2 separate regions of the Mus musculus genome follow, and region 1 is linked to region 2. Evidence: chromatin loops called from intact Hi-C (ENCODE). Cell type or tissue: heart. All regions are shown on one strand. Each heading gives the region's core, and the rest is flanking DNA. Links, peaks and the distances in the headings are about the cores only.

The links. Hi-C counts contacts between places; a loop is a spot of excess contacts. Peaks named below come from ENCODE experiments on the same cell type or tissue, not always from the same donor. Only the 100,000 strongest peaks of a DNase experiment are listed, where the experiment ranks them.
Region 1: it touches region 2 in a loop (5-fold over the local background); 5 of 42 quality-filtered maps call a loop at or near these places.

The regions. Positions count from the first base shown.
Region 1 is chr9:59,612,533-59,622,340 of GRCm38, reverse strand. Parp6 (poly (ADP-ribose) polymerase family, member 6) reads right to left here and starts at 5,057. Exons shown (of 24, transcript NM_001205239.1): 1 at 4,933-5,057; 2 at 3,634-3,873. It overlaps Gm51709 (a long non-coding RNA gene), which reads left to right and starts at 5,217. Exons shown (of 3, transcript XR_003948337.1): 1 at 5,217-5,354. In heart, for the core only: a CTCF peak has its summit at 5,328; a DNase peak (open chromatin) is centred at 5,200; H3K4me3 peaks cover 2,029 bases; H3K27ac peaks cover 1,553 bases.
Region 2 is chr9:59,674,388-59,684,195 of GRCm38, reverse strand. It overlaps Pkm (pyruvate kinase, muscle), which reads right to left. Exons shown (of 11, transcript NM_011099.4): 9 at 8,462-8,628; 10 at 5,971-6,152; 11 at 4,824-5,468. The coding sequence ends at 5,362. Gramd2 (GRAM domain containing 2) reads right to left here and starts at 4,042. Exons shown (of 12, transcript NM_001379375.1): 1 at 3,944-4,042. The coding sequence starts at 3,984. In heart, for the core only: CTCF peaks have their summits at 5,657 (motif pointing right) and 8,394; DNase peaks (open chromatin) are centred at 4,075, 5,615 and 8,385; H3K4me3 peaks cover 929 bases; H3K27ac peaks cover 807 bases; H3K27me3 peaks cover 2,212 bases.

The DNA of each region.
Region 1 (9,808 bases), core at 870-8,869, 62 kb after region 2:
AGTAAATAACAGTTGGGTTCACCACTTACTAGTTGGGTAGTATATACACACATGTATTTTATCTATCTATAGACACATGTAAAGAGGTATAATGCATGCAAATATATACACATGTACTCACGTGTACACACACACACATTTTAGTAGTTCTTTAAGCTGAAAGCACTCTACAAATAGAATATACATCTCTCTGTTCTACTCAATGTTGCAAGTTGGGACTGGAGTGTCTGGTCTAGTTTATAAGGTTACAGTAACCTTAAAACCAAAAGGAACAGTAGAAGGACCAACTGTTAATGCTTCTCTGTCTAATGAGTTCATTCATGAACAGCTTTCACAATACTAATTCCCACCAGCCTTAAGAAGCAGAACCAGATTCTTTTAGCCTCTTTGCTCCTATTTTTCCATATTGGGCCATTATCACTTTTTTTTCTTTTTTATATGTATACACATAAAGAAGAAATAAAAAGGCCTCCAAAGCTGACTTCAATCTTTCTTAATCATTCTTCTGAGACAAGGTTTCTCAACTAAACCTGCAACTCACCAATACAGGCTAGTCTAGCTAGCCAGCTTACTGACATCCTATCCCCGCATTCCAAGAGCTGGAGTCACACGGCCACCATGCCCACCTGACACTTATGTAGGTTCCAGGGACCCACACTCTAGTCCTCACACCTGCATGGCAGACATTTTAACCAACAAGTCACATCCCTAGTCCCTTATTTTTATTTTATTTTTTTAAGATTTATTTATTTATTATATGGAAGTACATTGTAGCTGTCTTCAGACACTCCAGAAGAGGGAGTCAGATCTCGTTACGGGTGGCTGTGAGCCACCATGTGGTTGCTGGGATTTGAACTCTGGACCTTCGGAAAAGCAGTCGGGTGCTCTTACCCACTGAGCCATCTCACCAGCCCCCCCTAGTCCCTTATTATTGCTTTTAAAACTTCAGTTTTAGTTGAGCTCTGTGGCACATACCCAGAGTCCCAGCAGTAAAAGGAGGGGAAGGGAGAGACAGAAGATCACATGTTTGAGATCAGCCTGCACTACTAAGAGGACTCTGTAAAAATAAATAAATTCAAGAGGGCTGGAGGGATGGCTCAGTGATTAATACTGCTAACTGCTCATATAGAGGACCTGAGTTGGATTCCCAGTATACACACCTGGCAACTCATAACTACTATAACGCCGGTGGATCCACCTACACACATTTTTAAAAATAAAAACAAATCTTTTTTTTTTAAAGCAACATTACCACAAGTCATTCTATAACAATCATCTAATTTAGAGTTCTCAATAACACTAAGGATGGGGCTGGAGAGATGGCTCAGCGGTTAAGAGCACTGGCTGCTCTTCCAGAGGTCCTGAATTCAATTCCCAGCAACCACATGGTGGCTCACAACCATCTGTAATGTGACTTGATGCCCTCTTCTGGTGTGTCTGAAAACAGTAACAGTATACACATATACATAAAATAATTTTTTTAAAATAAAAATCACACTAAGGATGCTCTGGTAAACAATGTCTGAGTTGTCATAACTAAAGCAATGCTCCAGGGTCATCTTGAAACCTAACTTTCACATAGTTACAGCAATGATCCAACAGGCACTCCTCCCCACTTCTAATCCTAGAAGACCTCCATCCTATACCACTCTAATGTTAGCCTCACTGAAGCCTTCACTTCCATCAGTCAGGAAAAAACACTCAGCTACGAAATTATGAAGGTTTGAACTATAGATAATGTCAAAGGTACTGTCAGCAGGCTTTTAAAGCTTTCTGCTGCTCTCTAAGTCCAGTCACAGACATACCTATACATTGAGATCACCCAGGGAACTTTCAGCTAGCACACACCCATACCCCATAACCAATCAGTACATTTTAACAGGAATTAAGCTTATATGTTAAATCAGTTAAAAGCTCTACTTATTAGGCAAAAATTAGGAATCACTAGTCTAGCCCTTCCTGGCTCTACATATACCTCAATTTAATCCATTCCAGACTCAGGGTGTTCTTGGTCCTTAATGTGATTCTACCAAGCCTTAGTTTTTTACATCAGTAGTTCTAAGTAGAATAGTGTGCCCACAGCATCAGTGTCAACTGGGAATTTGTTAAAATGCCAATTCTTAACCCTCACCCCCTGAGATTTAGTGAAGTAGAAAAACCATAGCTGGAACTCAGTGATATTCTAACAAGCCTTAAAGTTATCATGCTGCATGATAAAACCTGAGAACTATTCCTCTTAAGTCATTACATTTTCCAAGGGTCTGAAGTCTGTTCTCCCATAGGTAGACCTAGTAATTGGTCCAGAATGTGACCATAAGGCACACACAAAAGCAAATTCCGAATAGCAGTTTTTAAGCTGGCAGTACTATCTGACTGATCAAAAAAACAACATGCAAAAATCAATTACAACTAACACCCTTAGAGATGAGATAACCTCATATCTGATAATTGCTTTAAAAATATTCGGGGGGGGTTATAAATAAGGTCCAATTATATGTATGAAAAAACTCATTGTAGGTCAACCAGAATTTTATTTTCAATTAAAAAAAATTAAATATTACCCCAGTTCCAAATAAAATAAGTGGGAAAAGAGAAGAAATAAATTTGGCAAAATGCTGATAACTGTAAACCAAGCATGGTGGGATGTGTCTTTAATTCCAGCACTCTGCAGGGGGATGGTGGTGCCCACTTTTAATCCCAGCAGAGGCAGGCAGATTCGGTGAATTCAAGGCAAGTTTGGGCCACAGAATGAGCTCCAGGACAGCCAGGACTAGAAAGAGAAATCTTGTCTCAAAAAACAAAAACAAAAACAAAAACAAAACCCAGAATTTTTAAAGGCAGAGGCAAAAGGTTCTCTCTGTGTTCTCCACCAGTGCAGACTACATACTGAGTCTCAGGAGAGCCAAGAGCTACATTTCACAAAACAAACAACAGCAACAAAAAATGGAAACTGATGAAGCTAATGTACACAAGGGTTTCCTATATGCCCTACTTTTGGGTACATAGTTGAAATTTTCTACATTTATAAAATCAAATGCTTTCCCTTTGTCTCTGTGCTCTCTGCTGTTCTTCAAACACAGTAAGAATAGTCCCACTACACATCTTGTCTCTACTGTTCTCCCCTTTAGGATTCCTTTTTAGATATCCACACTCTGGCCAAAGGTCACCTTGACTGCCCATATAAAATACCCACACTAGCATTCTCGATCCCCCTCCACATTGTTTTCTTCACCACAGCTCTGACCACTCTTACATTTATCTCTCACCAGACTGTAAGCTCTCTCTGTATATGAGTACTTTGTCTTCAGGCACACCAGAAGTGGGCATCAGATCCCATTACAGGTGGTTGTGAGCCACCATGTGGTTGCTGGGAACTGAACTCAGGACCTCTGGTAGAGCAGTCCAGTGGTCCTAACTGCTGAGCCATCTCTCTCACTCCTGACTGTAGCTCTATAAGCAAAGATTTTACTGTTTTCACCATTCTCAGCCTCTATAACACATTTACTGAATTAGTGAATGAGCCCTCAGCTATGTACCTAGGCCAAATAGGAGGTAAGTATAAGAACTTAAATGCTGCTACTAAACTGACAAAAATCACACAAAATGCTTTTTAAAAATCAAGACTTCATTCACCTTCAAGAGCAGCTGAGGTGCCAATTATGAAGTTTGGGACCAGGGTTCTTTTAGATTGAAAACAGTCAAATGCTGCTCTGGACGAAGAGGGAAGCACTACAGTCCAGCCTGGGTTGTCTTGGGGTGAGCAGTAGAATGAGGGCAGCTTAGGCTAGAAGTGCCAACTTTCTCAAGGTCTTTCACTGTAGAAGTCAAGGAAAACTGAGCATCTCCTCAGGGTTTGCTGCTTGGTTTCTGATGCTATTAAAAGGAGGGGGTAAAAAAAATCAGTTTTTCTAAGGAAAAGACAGTTATGAAATGACCAGCTTCTCCAACCAGACTGTTTTAGTAAAAAAAGACTTGAATCCTCAACACTCCATGGCCTTCTCTCAGGAATGGAGAGTAGATTTAAAAGCTGGAGAGTGGGAAAAGGCAGATGGTGGAGCACGGAATTCATTAAAAAAGAAAAAAAAAAAAAAAGAGGGGGCTGAGAGATGACCTAGTTCAAAGTTTTCATGTTACATATTTAATACTCCAACCTAGGGAGGTCACAAAACTTGCATAAGTAACTTGAACGTTTGATAGGGCCAAATCTATCCATTTTTTCATGTAATAACTAGTTCGGGGTGGGGGTGGGGGGCAGATCTGGAACCTTTCAAGAGGAGCTAGATCAAATAGAGACTATTAAGAGTGCCCAGAGAAGTGTGCTGTTAGGCTCAGTGTTTATTCTGGGGGATGGCAGCTCGCATTAACACGCTTGGTCTATTTCTATGAGATCGTGCCAACGGTAAATAAGCCTTCGGACGACCCACAAAGGTCTTTTTCTCTACGTCCATTGGCACTTTTCAGAGTGACCATTTAACGTATACCTAGTCAAGAGACGCCTCTGATCTCAACGTCTACATTCTGGGCTTGACTTCCAGCTCAGTGTGCTAGGAGAAGAAAACTCCACTCCAACGGAAGTGTCAAAAGGACTAGGCTACTAAACAAAGGGCGAAGGAGGGTGCGGAGGGGCGAGACCCGCGGGCCAGCGCTAACCCTAGCCCGGGCGGAGGGAGAAGACCAAGACGCTCGCGAGGACACCTGCGCATGCAGGGCAGGGCCTGAGGCCTCTTCTCCAGGTGTCCCCCAAAGCCCTCAGCTCCGGCCTTCCCCGTTAAGGACCCGTCTGCGGCTCGCCGCCGCCAGCCGCCCAGCCGAGCGAAGCCTGTCAGCATCCCTTACTTGGTCCCTCAGGCAGGGCGGACCTTGCCAGCAGCCCGACCGCCCCGCCCCATCCCCACTCCAGCCTCCCCACACGCCAGCCTAGAGAGTACTCACGGCGACCCCGGGCCGCGCGCGGCCGCCGCGGAGGGGACGAGCGGCCCGGGACGCCCCGCGGGGGCGGAGCGGCAGGCCAAGGGGCGGGGACCGAGGCGGGCGGGTGAGGTCGCGCACCACACGCCTCAGCGTGCGGTCTCGGGCACGCCGGGGCGCTCTGCGCATGCTCAGGCGAAGACACCGCGATCAGGTGTCCTCTTCCGACCAACCGCGGTGCGTGCTGTACCTGGGCGTGTCCCCACCCCAGGGTGCTAGCCAGGGCGCGCGTGCGCAGTGATCCAGAGTTGAAGGCGTGAGGAAGCGAGAGAGTGGCGCTTGCGCTTTGGGGCCCGGAGGGAGCTTGAGAAAGAGGTTCTCCGGACATGCCGAAATATAATGTTTTTCTTTGTCGCCTCGTGTGGTTAGGAGGGTTGCAGAAGAAGGTAATCTAGATTGCCTATATAGAGATACTGAGGTGCCCCTTTGGTGCAGCTTGAAGCCAGACAAAAATAGGAATCAAAAGTTAAAATTCTGAAATCTGACTTGCTCCCATGTTCATTTGCTTCGGTGTACCGACCGCACCCAGGCTTTCTCATCACACAGGGGACTGGGGACATAGCTCACTTGGAAGAGTGTTTGCCTAGCAACCACAAACCCTTAGTTTATGCACAGGTGTGTAAATCCCGTGTCGTGCCTGTAGTCTGTATAATGTTATCTCAGCATTCAGAAAGTTGAAGCACAAAAATCAAGTTAGAAGTCTTTTTGTTTTTTGTGGTTTTTTTGTTTTTGTTTTTGTTTGTTTTGTTTTGTTTTTCGAGACAGGGTTTCTCTGTATAGCCCTGGCTGTCCTGGAATTCACTCTGTAGACCAGGATGGCCTCCAACTCAGAAATCCACCTGCCTATGCCTCCCAAGTGCTGGGATTAAAGGCGTGTGCCCCCATAGAAGTCTTAAGCTACATAGCCAATTCAAGGCCAGCCTGGGATATATGAAACCATCTCAGAAATTAACTAAATGAAACATTTTAGTTGGGATGGAAGAGAAAGCTCAGCAGCCAAGATCAGTGGCTGCACTTGTCAAAGGCCTGGGTTGGGTTCCCAGCACCTACGAGTCAGTTCACAATAATTTGAAACTCCAGTTTCAGGAGATCTACTACCCTCTCTGGCCATCACAGGCACTAGGAACCAATGCGTTGCACGCACATATATGCAGGAAAACACAAACATGCATATGTAAAATTAATCTTAAAAAAAAAAAGTGGGGCTGGAGAGATGACTCAGGGGTTAAGAGCACTGGCTGCTCTTCCAGAGGTTCTGAGTTCAATTCCCAGCAACCACATGGTTGCTCAGAACCATCTATAGTGAAATCTTGGGCCCTCTTCTGGCATGCAGGTGTACATGCAGATACTCATACATTAAAAATAAAAAAAACCCTTAAAAAAAAAAAAGTGTGGGACGGTAGTGGTGCATGCCTTTAATCCCAGCACTTTAAAGGCAGAGGCAGATCTCTGAGATGCTAGTCTGGTCTACAGCACTAGTTCTAGGACACTCAAAGCTACACAAAGAAACAGTCTCAAAAAAAAAGAAGGAAGGAAAGAAGAGAAAATTAAATTATTGCATTCTTGGCTTGAGCCGTTGTGCTTGCCCCCTGGGTTCTAGTTTCTCTCCTTGCTTACTCATGAGTCTCAACTGGATCGAGCCAAGGATCCCCAGGCCGCTGACTGCTAACAGATTTTGGTGTTTTGTTACATTGTAATAACTGAAGAAAACTGAGGGATATACTCCAGTCTCAGAGTGCAATAGTTCACAGTAGTTCAGAACTGGACTTAGGGTCACATAGTCTTCTGAGAGCATGCACTGTGGAAATGTGTTCAACATAAGAAAACACAAAGGTTTTGTTCCCATGAATGAAATGTGGAATGGCAGAATCCCACAACCTCCCAGGATTCCCTCTCTTTAACCCTTTCCCTCTCATGCTCCCGTACTCAATGAATTTTAACTGCTTTATAGATTATTATGCTCTTCCTGGCTTTCTTCATTTTCCATTAGTCAGTTACTCCCTCTCTCCCTCCCTCCCTGCCTCCTTCCCTCCTTGACTGTCTCCCTCCCTGCCTCCCTTCCTCCCTCTGTGTGTGTGTGTGTGTGGGGGGGTGATGGGGGTGGGGAGAGAGGGGGAGGGGGAGAGAGAGAGACTCTCACCAAAAGAGTTGTTTATAAATGGATTGACTGGTTGGCCAGCAAACTCCAAGGATTCTCTTGTCTCTTCCTCTCCAGTGCTGGGATTACAGATGGTACTACTGTACCCCACTTTTTACATGGGTAATGAGGATCTGACTTTGAGTCTTCCAAGTTTTCATGCAGATTTTTACTGACTGAGTCACCACCCCAGGACCTACATCACTATAATCTCAGTTCTGTTAGTAGACCTAGTGAAACACTGTCCTCTGATCAGAGAAACAATGGTTGTTTCAAGTGACCTTCACAAGACTGGGAGTGAGGGATAGAATGGAGTGAAGGCCACTGGACTCTAACATAAGATCCCAGCCACTCCCTCTTGAGCCTCCCCCACCCCCCACCCCCACACAGTATGCCTTCTCCGCCACGATGGACTTAAGTTTCTCTGAAATCATGAGCCAGACACACAGCTTTTCTTCCATGAGCTGTTTCTGTCAAGTATTTTGTCAAGCAGAGTGATTAATGCAAAAGTGAAGGAAATAACTCAGCTTTATAGACTTGAGCTTGTGGGTAGACATCCTTTTCAGTCAGTCCAGCCCACGAGCTCATTCTCTGGAAATTGTGTTTTCTACATCCATGCTTGAGACACATAGCCCTGGGTATGTTTCCTGAGATGTCTGGTGCCTAAATTGCAATTGACTGAGCTGTGGAGTGGATTCCTCATCCAAGATGTGTTAATCAGAGTGTCCTGTTTTGGGATTGTGAGATTAGGCTGAGAGGTTAAGAGTCTGATTGGACCTCACCCTATCTATTCTGAGGGATGAGGATGAAGAAAGACAAGCTGCCAATGAGAATAAAAGAAGAGGCAGAGAAATAGGGAGTCTAGTCTCAACTTCCTGGAAGCTTCCCAGCCCTTTCTGAAGACCTCTGACCCGGAGGGGGCTGTCTATGACTCACTCTAGGCCAGTGCTTACCGCCCCCATACTCATTCTCTCCCAGTCTTTCTATTTGAAATGGGGCAAAGAGTTCCTTCCAATCCAAGGCTATTCTCTCACTGTGTCCTGTATTCCACTGTGTTTTGCCTTTTCAGCAACTTTGCTCTGTCCTGTACTCCTGTTTCTTTATCTGGATTCAGTTGTTCTTCTCTCCCATTCTTTGGTCTCAACATATAAATATGATAAACTAGCTCAGCCTTTAAAAAAATAGTGTGTGCATGTGTGTGTGTGTGTGTGTGTGTGTGTGTGTGTGTGTGTGTTCAGGGTTCATGGAGGCCAGCGAGAGCATCAGGTACCCTGGAGCTGAAGTTGTAGATGGTTGTGAGCCCTGAGGAGCAGAGTGAAAGAGACCTGACGGCATTTGTTTGAATCCCTTATGCAATCTTTCATGAGGTCAGCCATGCTCCTACACTTCTCTTCCCTTCCTATGCTTCTCTATGTCAATCCCTGTCCTGTGTAATGGAGTCAGTCCTAATCCAGGGGAGAGAATGGGGTATGAGAGCAACAGACTGCACAACACTCAGTTAGTTTGTAGAGCTGAGGTAAAATGGAAGCAATTGGTCATCCTGGCCTGGGAAGTTAGAAATCCACGGTTATGTGATATGATGAACCATTTATACTGAGTATCGGTCACATATTCATCAACAGGTGGAGGAGATTTCAGGGCTTCATTAGAAAGGAAGATGTCTGGGTGTTAGAGCATGTTGGCTTCTTCCTGAGATTCTTTTCAACAGAAGCTGAACACTACAATTTTGCTGTCTTAGGCCATCAATCCAGACTGCCAAGACTAAAAAATAATTGTGCATGTTGGCAATTATGTCAGTCAAATTTTCTTTCCTAATCTTTTGTTCATTTTCATAGGTGTCTTATGCGCATGTGTTTATATGGATGTTTGTAGGTGTATGCTTGTGTGTGAGAAGATCAGAGGTTGATGCTGTCTTCATCACAACTCTTCCATCAGGTCCAAAAGAAAGTGACAAATGTTAACTGTGGTGCCTATTAGCATAACAAAGAGCTTGCTGGCCACCAGGCTCTCTCAGCAAGCTCTTGCCCCCCCCCCCCCCCCCCCCCGCTCTTTTCACATACCCTCCATCCTAAACTTCTCCAGCTCACAGGCTCCCCCAGCTCCCCACTTCTCATTGTATATAACCCTGCCATTTTGGCCATGTGTCCTCTTTTGCCCTCTGTCCTCTTGGCTCTCTTTTAGCCGTCCTCTCCTGATCTCCCCATCTCTCTCCTCTCATGGCCTGATTCAGTTAGGCTAAACTGGTCATGTTTAGTCTGCTATTTTCTCTCCCTGCCTTAGACTCTTCCAGGTGCCTCTGGCTGTGCTCTCCTCAACCACACCATGGAGTGGTCATGTCCTCATGTCCTTCCTCTTTCACCTTATTCATCAAAGCAGCATCTTTCAGTCAAACTCAAAGCTGGACAGTGTAGCCAGTCCCCCAGGCAGCTTGCTCTGATGATCCCATCCCCTCTCTATTCCTTTGAGGCTGGAATTACAGCACTCCACTTCCTGGCTTTTTATGGTAGGCTCTGGGGATCTGAACTATGGTCTTCATCCTTGTGCAGCAAGCACTGTAACCCCTGAACCATCTCCCCAGCCCTCTTCCCCACAATATAAAGTGAATGAAAACAAAAGGTCCAAAGTGAGAGATCCAGGAAGTAATGGAATTTAGGGCTTAGGCGTTTCCAGGAAAAAACAAGGACAGACTCCTGATCACCAAAG
Region 2 (9,808 bases), core at 837-8,836:
GTCTTAGTGATGTAAGCATGGAATCTCAGCTCCTCGGGAGATTGAGAGTTTGAGGACAGCATGGGCAATTTATGAAAACCATTTTAAAAATGTAAAGAGCTGGGAAGTCAGATGTGAGGGACCAAGGGTCAGGGTCAGGCTGGGGAGATAGCTGGGATGATCCCCGGCAGAGAGCCTGCCTTGCCAGCCCGATGACTTCAGTCCAGTTCCTGGAAGTTATGGTGCAAAGGAGAAAACTCCCCCAAAGTGTTCCTTTGGCAGGTATGAGGTGCATGCCTTTAATCTAAGCACTTAGGAAGTAGGTACTCTCCTTTGACCTCTGTGCCTGTGCCATGCACACAAGAGCTGAGACTGCACACATGCTAAAAGAGAATAGAAAAGTAAAGAGAGCTCAGTGTTGGGGGGACTGGAGAGATGGCTCAGTAGTTAAGAGCACTGACTGCTCTCCCAGAGGTCCTGAGTTCAATTCCCAGCAACCACATGGAGGCTCACAACCATCTGTAATGGGATCTGATACCCTCTTCTGGTGTGTCCAAAAACAGCTACAGTGTACTCACACAAAATAAATAAATAATTCTTTTTTTTTTTAAAAAAGAGCTCAAGTTTGTTTTTTGTTGTTTTTTGTTGTTGTTGTTGGTTTTTTTTTGTGCCATATGAAGTATAAGACTAGCCCTGGTGACATGAGGTCCCGTCTGAAAAATCAATAATAAATAGTAAAAAATATATTTTTAAATAACCCTGAAAGAGTTGGGGTTGTGACTTAATGGTAGTGTGCTTGCCTAACCCTGGAGCCGATCTTTAGAGCTGCATCCTAGGCAAATAGGTAGGTAGTAGCCTAATGTAATTTTAAACATCATCGAGGAAATACCAATTTAGAACAAAGACTGAAAGGCCGATTCAGTTACTACAAGTATTAAACCAAGCCTAAATTCTAACCAAGTCTCTCTCTCTCTTGGTTTTTGTGTGTTTGTTTGTTTGTTTTTTGTTTTTCGAGACAGGGTTTCTCTGTGTAGCCCTGGCTGTCCTGGATCTCACTCTGTAGACCAGGCTGGCCTCAAACTCAGAGATCTGCCTGCCTCCGCCTCCCAAGTGCTGGGATTAAAGGCGTGCACCATCACTGCCTGGCAAGTAATTTCTCAACTAACAAAAATGTGTAGATGTGGGAGAAAGAAGAGAGGGGAGGCAGTTTGTCCCTTTGAAGCTTATATGCTTAAGAATAACGCACACTGCCACCATAGGCAGGTACACTGTAGGGGAAACTGTTCTCAGTCATGGAGGAAGCTCATTCCTCATGTGTATGTGTGTGTGTGTGTGTGTGTGTGTGTGTGTGTGTGTGTGTGTGTGCGTGCATGTGTGCACACGTGTGTGTGTGTGTGGTAGGTGAGTATCTGTGCACATTCAAGGAGGCTAGAGGAGGATGTCTGGTGTCCTGCTCCACCACTCTCTTCAGTCCCTTGGGATGGGGTCTTTCCTAGCCTGGAGTGTGGCTCAGTGATGTCTCTTTCTCTCCCTTCTATAGTGCTGAGGTTGCACGTCTACTGGCTACACCCAGCTGGAACTCAGGCCCTCATGCTTAAGCCACGATGTTACTATCTACTGTGCCATCTCCCCAGCCTCAGGAAACTCATTCTTGGGGCTATGTGCCCTAATCCCCATCCATCCCTACATTAATAAACAGGTAGGAGGATTAATCGTAGCTTACAGGTTAGAGACTAGGGGCCGAGAGAGTGATGCCGTACAGTCTATGTGAAGAGGTACGGAGGCCAAGCCTGACCGCTATCAGGCTCATCACTGTATCCAAGATCGTTGTGGAATTAAGGGAAACCTGTCTTCTCCTCTCAGAGAAGGATGAACACATCATTCTCCAGGATCCAGACTCAAGTACTAGACACTGAAGTGGAAGTGGAACGCTACACCCTTCGTGATTTGATGGGCTCCCAAGACAAGTCACAGCAAAGGGAAAAATATGAAAAGAACCGAGGCATCTCCAGAAGTGGAGGTGGAAACTCGTTGGGTAGAACCACTGACTGTGTGGAGGGGCGGTCTCTAGGGAGCCGAAGTCACATCTCTTCTTACTTTGTGGTAAAGCAGGCTCTGAGACAGACGTGATTTGCTCCAAGTCGCAGCAAAGTGGGAAGAGCATCTGAATTCATCTCTGACTCTCAGAGTGAAGCTCTTCCTGTCAGTCTTATAAATAGGGAACGTGTCTCTCAGCAGCCAAAGCAACAGCTTAGCCAGCTTAAGGGCTGGGTGGAGTCACCTTGACAAGCACTAGCAGATCATGGGAAAGCTAGCTCCCTGGAGGCTAGCAGGCATAAACCACCCTGAATACTGTGTCCTCACCCCTAGTGGGGTCACCAGAACATCCCCAGTAAATGAATTAACATATTCACTTCTAGTCCCAGATAAAGTTTTGAGGACCAACCCGAGTTTTGAAATTTTAAAACAAGCACCAACAGTAAGGCCTGGATGAGGCTCAGTCTGACCTTTCCAGACTATTTAGAAACTTCTTGCCCTCTGGGAAGCTGAGAAAACCTTTTCTACTTGGCCCCAGCAGACACCTCCTGAATTGCTGGGGTGAAACCAGTCAGCTTTGCCCACTGGGTCTGCTCACTTGCCCCAAGGTCCCCACTAAGAACACCCTTAATGACTGCCAAACTCTAACCTTTACTCTAAGAATGCCTTTCTATGCTGCAGTCTAACTGGCCTTATGAGGAGACTGAAGAGCAGTCCACAGGGCGAGCGATACCCTCTACCCATCTCTTCTGGCAAGACTCTTGTCTTCCAGCTTTAGGAGTGGAAGGACACCTTTGCACAACCAGATACGTACGTTGAAGGAGGCAAACCCAGAGACAAAGGCTGATCACAGCTAGCCCACCCCCTCAAGCCCGTAGAGGACTGAGTGCTAACTCATCACCCTATGTACCAAGGTTGATGTGGGAACAAGATCACATTTGCCCCACCTCAATCCATCCTGGCTGGCCAGGGATGTCCAATCCTGCAGGTTTGGGGCTGGGTGGGAGCAAGAATTTACAGTTTCATCAACGGGCCGCATCTTCCCCCTAAATAATCTCATCTGCACCACTTCAAAAGTTAAATTCCCTAACTCCCCAGGGCTGGACCTGAAATCATTATGTAGTCCAAGATGACCCTGAATCTCAGCTCATGTAAGCTTCCCAGGAGCTAGCAAGCATGAACCATCTTGCATACGGTGCTGGAATTGTAGATGTGCATCACCAATGTGTTTTATGCAGTGCTAAGGACCAAATCCAAGGCCTTATATATGCTAGGTAAACACTACCTACCCTCCCAGCTCACAGTTACCATTCTTGATGTCATCTGCCATGCCGCCTCCTGTCTTCTCTCCCCCCACTTATTCTCCACTACCTGCAAGAACTTTCCTTTCCTCCCAAGCCGACTTTGAACCAGCTCTCTGGGCTTGGAGACCAGCCCCAGCCCGCCCGGGCCTGGCGCACGGGGTGCGGCCGAGTCGTGCTGGGACAGCTCCACGTTGCCTCAGAAGCAGCCGAGTGTGCTCCTAAGAGTAGATCCCGCTGGGAGTGGAGAGGAGAGGAGAGGAGCTGATTTTGCAGAGGCCCACAGGGAAGCGCCAGGCTGTGTGTGGAGACAACCGGGACTGGGGGGTCGTTATGGCGAGAAATGAATGAAACACAAATGAATGGACCGCGAGGGTGGCCGACACGAGGTGATTTCCAGAAGGGAGCGTGCCTTCCGCTCGCCTGAAGCCACCAAGACACATCGGATACATCGCACCAGACTCGCACACCTCACAGCCGGGCGGAGGCGCAGGGTCCAAGCCTAAATTTCTGCGGTTGGAAGTGCCCAGCCGGGAGGCAGAAGGCGCCTAGGCGCGGCATTCCCAGAGTCGCCCTGCCCTTCGTCGCAGCCTCCTGGACCTGGAGCCCCGGGACGCCTCCCTTACCTGCCCGCCTCGACAGGCTCGCTACGGCTCAGGGCGGTCATCGCAGCGCCTTCTCCGGGAGCCCGAGGCCGTGCGCCAGACCCAGTGCCCTCCGGGGACCGCCCACCCCGGGAAAGGCCCGCCCCCACACGCCTATTGGCCGCTCGCGCAGAATGAGCCTGGCTCAATTGGTGGAGCCTTCCCCGCTCCCAGACCGCCCTGATGGGTCCCAGCTGCAGGTAGGTCTTCAAAATTGTGAGGTCGAGGAAACCAGGGCCTGGGTCCTCAATTATGGGACTTCATATCAAAATGTTCCCTCAGGGCTCTTCATTCTACTCCGCCTTCCAACCTCCTTACCTAACCTGAGCTCTTGGTGCTGCAACATCTCAATTTCAGAGGCCTTAGCCTCTGACTAGGTGGCTGTTGGGAGTTGCCAGGGACAAGGGTCCCACCTTGTTTCTATGTACCTTATTCCTGAGGGCAACAGGAAAACAAGAGACCCTTTGTGCTTAACTGTTATGGAGGCTGAGGGTTTTGTGAAGTATCCAATCAGGGACTCATCCTACAGCGCCCTCAACAGGCCTCTACCACAGGGATCAGCCCACTATTCGACCATTCTAGGTGCTAGCTGAACCTGTCCCAGACTTTTCTAGTATTTGCCCTGAAATAGAACGGATCAGCTTCCCGATACACAGCCGCACTTTGGTGCAGGAGGCAACTTATATACTCCCAAAGTATTCAGTCTCCGGCGTCTCCAGTGGTCCCGTGCTTGAAGGTTATCTGGTGGATCCATAGCACCCAAGGCCAGGCCTCCTGGCTGTTGTCATTCTCAATTGCTCAAAGGGCAGGGCTCGACCACCACTACCAACCCCCGGAAAAAAACAAAACAAAACACAACACAGGTGCTTCAGCTGCTGTTTATTGACATTCAGGTGGGCACTATAGCAACAGGCCTGGAGACTCTGCAGAATACAAGGTGGAGAGTGGAGTGTCTGCAGTGACAGAAGTGGAGTGCACAAGAAGTGGGGAGGCCAAAGCTGTTGGGAAAGCAGGTCAGGGCCAGGGCCAGAAGTCGTCATCTACACTGGGACCCTGGGCCCCACACCCTCAGCCCCTACTCTTTTGCTGTCTCCTGACTCCAGGCTAGGGCTGGGAATTCTGACAACTTTCTACAGAAGCAAAGCCCAGAGATGCTGCCGCCCTTCTGTGATAAAGTCAGGGTTTCCAGTCCTGCATTCCTCCTCCACCCCTGGCTCAGGTAGGGCCCTGAATAATAGCTGGTCTCTATTGCATGTTTTAGAGGCATTAATTTTCCCTGGTGTCCCAGCCCACCAGCGCCACACTATGGCCCAGAGTGAGCACTACAAGCGTTGCTGGCCTAATGGAAAGGATAGGGGAGGGGAAGGGACAGGGGCTAGAAGAGGGGCTCCAGAGGGCCATCAAGGTACAGGCACTACACGCATGGTGTTGGTGAATCCAGAGCCAGGGCGCCACCCGGTCAGCACAATGACCACATCTCCCTTCTTGAAGAAGCCTCGGGCCTTGCCTGGGGGGAAAAGGAGGTTGGTGAGTAGAGGTATACACTTGAGGAAAACTGCAAAGCCCCACAGTCCTAATTGATCACACAAAGTGGCACTTTTCCCAACCCAGACACAAATCCAACAAGGCAGGTGCAGATAACTGCCCTAATAATCCTCGTCTGGGTAGGGGAGCAGGTTGACAGTTACTTCTTCTCACCACAAGATGGTGCAAGCCTCCTAGCCTAAACAAGGGCTGAGGCTGAACTCAGAATGCAGAGACCTTTGGACACCATTCAGTTTATACTCTAGAGAGTCAGGGTCAGCTGCCTCCTTGTCTCTATATAGGAATAAGGCCACAAAAGCTTGTGTTCCCCACCCTCTAACCCCACCCTGCTCAGGACAGTAGCTCCAGCTAATCTTACAACTGGGTGATAAAACAGATAGGCCCAGCCCATGACTTCAGGAAGTGGTAGTTTTAGGGTCCCCATTTATTAGCACTTCATCATTCCCTTGTTTCCAGCTACATACCAACATCCATGGCCAAGTTTACACGAAGGTCGACATCCTCAGCCCAGGCATTCAGCACGGCATCCTTACACAGCACAGGGAAGATGCCACGGTACAGATGGGCCTGGCGAGCAGTCTGGGGATTTCGAGTCACGGCAATGATAGGAGCCCGAGGGCGGTACCTGGCCACTTGGTGAGCACTCCTGAGATGGAAACAGGTTGGAAAGACTGACCGTTAAACATGTCATAAGACCCTTTCAGTAAGCCTAAGCCAAAAGTAATACCCTCTAATTCAACTCTGGACCACAGGCTTTGCCCACTGACAACTGTTTCAAGGTCTGGCCTGCCCCTCAGACCTGTCCTGTCTTTTCTAAGATGATTATCCTGCTCTCAGTATGGGCAGTCCTATAGGAGCATGGCTGGTAGAATTCTTCCCACAAATGAACCCTTCCATCTGGCAGTGAGGCAGCTTTGGCCCAATCTCAGCAGAACCCACTCCTGTAGCTGCCAGCAACTTTTACAATCCAAGTACCATGTGCCTAGCTCCTGACTTCTTCTGCAAAGAACAGCAGCAGAGTTACCAGGCCCTGGAAGCCAACAATGTTCACCATAACACTATACTGTTCTCCTATGGGAGTCCTAGCAGCTAATGTTAAAAGAAACCTCAGAATTTCTATGGTTTTAGAAATCTGGGTGGTAGGGCTGGAGAGATAGCTCAGTGGTTGGGAGCACTGACTGCTCTTCAGAAGGTCCTGAGTTCAGGTCCCGGCAACCACATGGTGGCTCACAACTATCCATAAAGAAATCTGACACCCTCTTCTGGTGCATCTGCAGACAGCTACAGTGTACTTAGATATAATAATAAATCAATCTTTAAAAAAAAAAAGAAAGAAAAAGAAATCTGGGGGCTGGAGAGATAGCTCAGCAGTTAAGAGCACTGATTGCTCTTCCAGAGGGCCTGAGTTCAATTCCCAGCAACCACATGGGATCCCAGCAACCATCTGTAATGGGATCCGATACCAATGTCCTCTTCTGGTATGTCTGAAGTACGTGTACTCATATAAATAAATAAATTTAAAAAAAAAAGAAAGAAAAAGAAATCTGGGTGGTGATCAGGTGTGGTAAGAGGAATATCTGGCCATTCAAGATCCCCTGGGAATGTAGGGAACCCCTATTCTCAACCTGTAACAAATGATAGTGTCTATCTCTATCAGATTACTCAATTAGCTAGGCACGGGGGACTGAGGAATTCCACAGCAGAGCTTCATGCTAGCCTGCATACATAGGCTTTGAAGGAAGGAGGTAGCTGCTGGAACCAGGAACTCTTCAGAGAAACCCCAGAATTAGCATAGACCTTGTATTTTAGAGCTTTCAAAACTCCAGGACTAAAAATGATAGTTTTAGTGTCCCCATTTCTCAGTACCCCATCATCCCTGGCTTCCAGCTACATACCAACATTCATGGCCAAGCTTACACAGAGGCCACCATCCTCAGCCCAGGCCTAAGTAGCTTTCTGCTACTTAGTTCATGAACACTGCCTTAGGGAGACAGACCAGTGCCTAGTCCTCCACACTGATTTTACATGTGTTTGGCTTTCTGTAGCTAGGCTGTGATACAACTTGCTCTTTCTTCCTCTGCACCATGAGCACTGGGGCTACAGGCACACACCACCACACTTGGGTATTTTTTATCTATCTATTGTGCTATATAGATAGATAGACACTGGGCACCTCACTCTCTCCCTCCACCGTACATTCACTACAGCTGCCTGGGTATTCTGACCACATGCATTAGATTTCCCCAGGACTGGAGTCAGACAGTTGTGAGCTGCCATATATAGGCAGGTGTTGGGCCTCTGAAAGAACTGACAGTGCTCCTAAAGGCCAGACCACCTTTCCTGGTGACCTCTGTGTGCACTTTAAAAAAATAAAAAGTAATAATAAAAAACCTTTAAGGTGCCAGATTCAAATTCAGATAGTCATGATTGTGCAAATCCTTTATCCACCAAGACCCCTCCAAGTGTGTACCCTTGCGCATACCCAGGGCCAGCCTTCTCCGTCCTCCATGGTTTCTGGGGACCAAATATGGGTCAAGCTTGTGTAGCAAGCAACTTTACCAGCTGAGCTATTTTGTGAGTAGGGCTCTGTCCTGGATGGAACTCACTTTGTAGACTAGACAGGCTACAAATCCAGACATTCGCCTACCTCTTTGGCCCAAGTGCTGAGATTAGAGGCATGCTCCGCCATGCCCAGCTGCCACGCAGTGTTCTGTCAAAAGGCCCCACAGTACTAATCACGGTGAAACTGGGTGTTTGTTCCAGCTCTCTGTGAGGCAGGCTTTGAACGTGCACTGGAGCCAGCCAGTTGGTTTGGTCTATCTGTGAGTGCTGCCTGGAATCCTCTAGTGGCAGCCAGGGGCCTTAAACTGGCCCAGAGCCACTCACTCTTGGCATCCTCAAGGAGAGGTGTCAACTGAGCGTGGGCATCCCCAGGGAGCCACTGCCGCCTCCTACCTGCCAGACTTGGTGAGCACGATAATGGCCCCACTGCAGCACTTGAAGGAGGCCTCCACGGCACCCACGGCGGCAGCTTCTGTGGGGTCGCTGGTAATGGGCGCCAGGCGGCGGAGTTCCTCGAATAGCTGCAAGTGGTAGATGGCAGCCTCTGCCTCTCGGGCAATCTAGGGGAGCAACATCCGTCCAGAGGGACGAGGACGGGGGACAGGGCTTTGTCAGAGCTTTGTCACAAATGGAGAGGGAGGAAAGGAGTCACAGACAACTGGGAAGGAACATGTCCCTGGGCACAAAAATGGCCAGGAGAAGGTGAGCCACTCCATGTTCTGAACTGAGCAAGATTAGAAACTCCACAGGAACCATCCTGCACCAGGTGCTGTGACTTCCACTGTGCCCAAGGGAATCCTTTGGTCCTGCCCTATGGTGACCTTGGCTGTCTTCCTGAAGGAGAGAGGCTGTGCCTAGGCTCAGGCACATAGCGGACCTAGTTGCGCGAGAAGCTGGTTATCCTATAATGATACCTGCCCTTAGGGCCCTACCTGCCAGACTCCGTGAGAACTATCAAAGCTGCTGCTAAACACTTATAAGAGGCCTCCACGCTGCCCATGGCCATGGCCTCCATGAGGTCTGTGGAGTGACTGGAGGCTCGCACAAGCTCTTCAAACAGCAGACGGTGGAACATGGCTGCCTCAGCCTCCCGAGCTATCTGTAAGGTTTAGGGTAGGAGGGATAAGGAAGAGGGATAAAGGCAAAAACAAGAGAGACAACACATGGAAAGACAGGGAACTACATCAGAGAGGAAGGAAGGCACCCTTAGGTTTAGGTTTAATCTTTTCTTCATGCAGAGGCAGATGCAGAGGCAGGGTGGTCAAAGCCCATATGCTCCTGGAATGGTTGCGTGGGATTTTGGGCTGCTCCTTTTCCCCTTACTGTTCAAATACAAGGAAAGTTCCTTCCGTTCTAGAAAGATATTATCCTTTTGGGACTTTCCCCTTTGTTTCTTAAAAAAAACCCCATCCCCATGTGTTTATGAGATGGGACTCACCCCCATGTGTTTGAGATGGGATCTTACCATAGCCCCTATCAGCCTTGAACTTGCCACAGTTATCCTCAAAAATCACTATTTTCTTTGCCTCAGCCTCCCAAGTGCTAGGATAACAGGCAGGCACCATCAATTTCTTTTGTTTTTGATTGAAGCTAAGACAGGGACATATTGTTAGGCCCTAGGACCTTGGCATGGAAAGATGCCAAGGTGGAGCCAACCACACTTCCACTTGACCACACTGCCTCATGACACAGCTTACAGGAAGAACTAGGCCTCCCCTCCACACACGGCTGTGTGGTTAC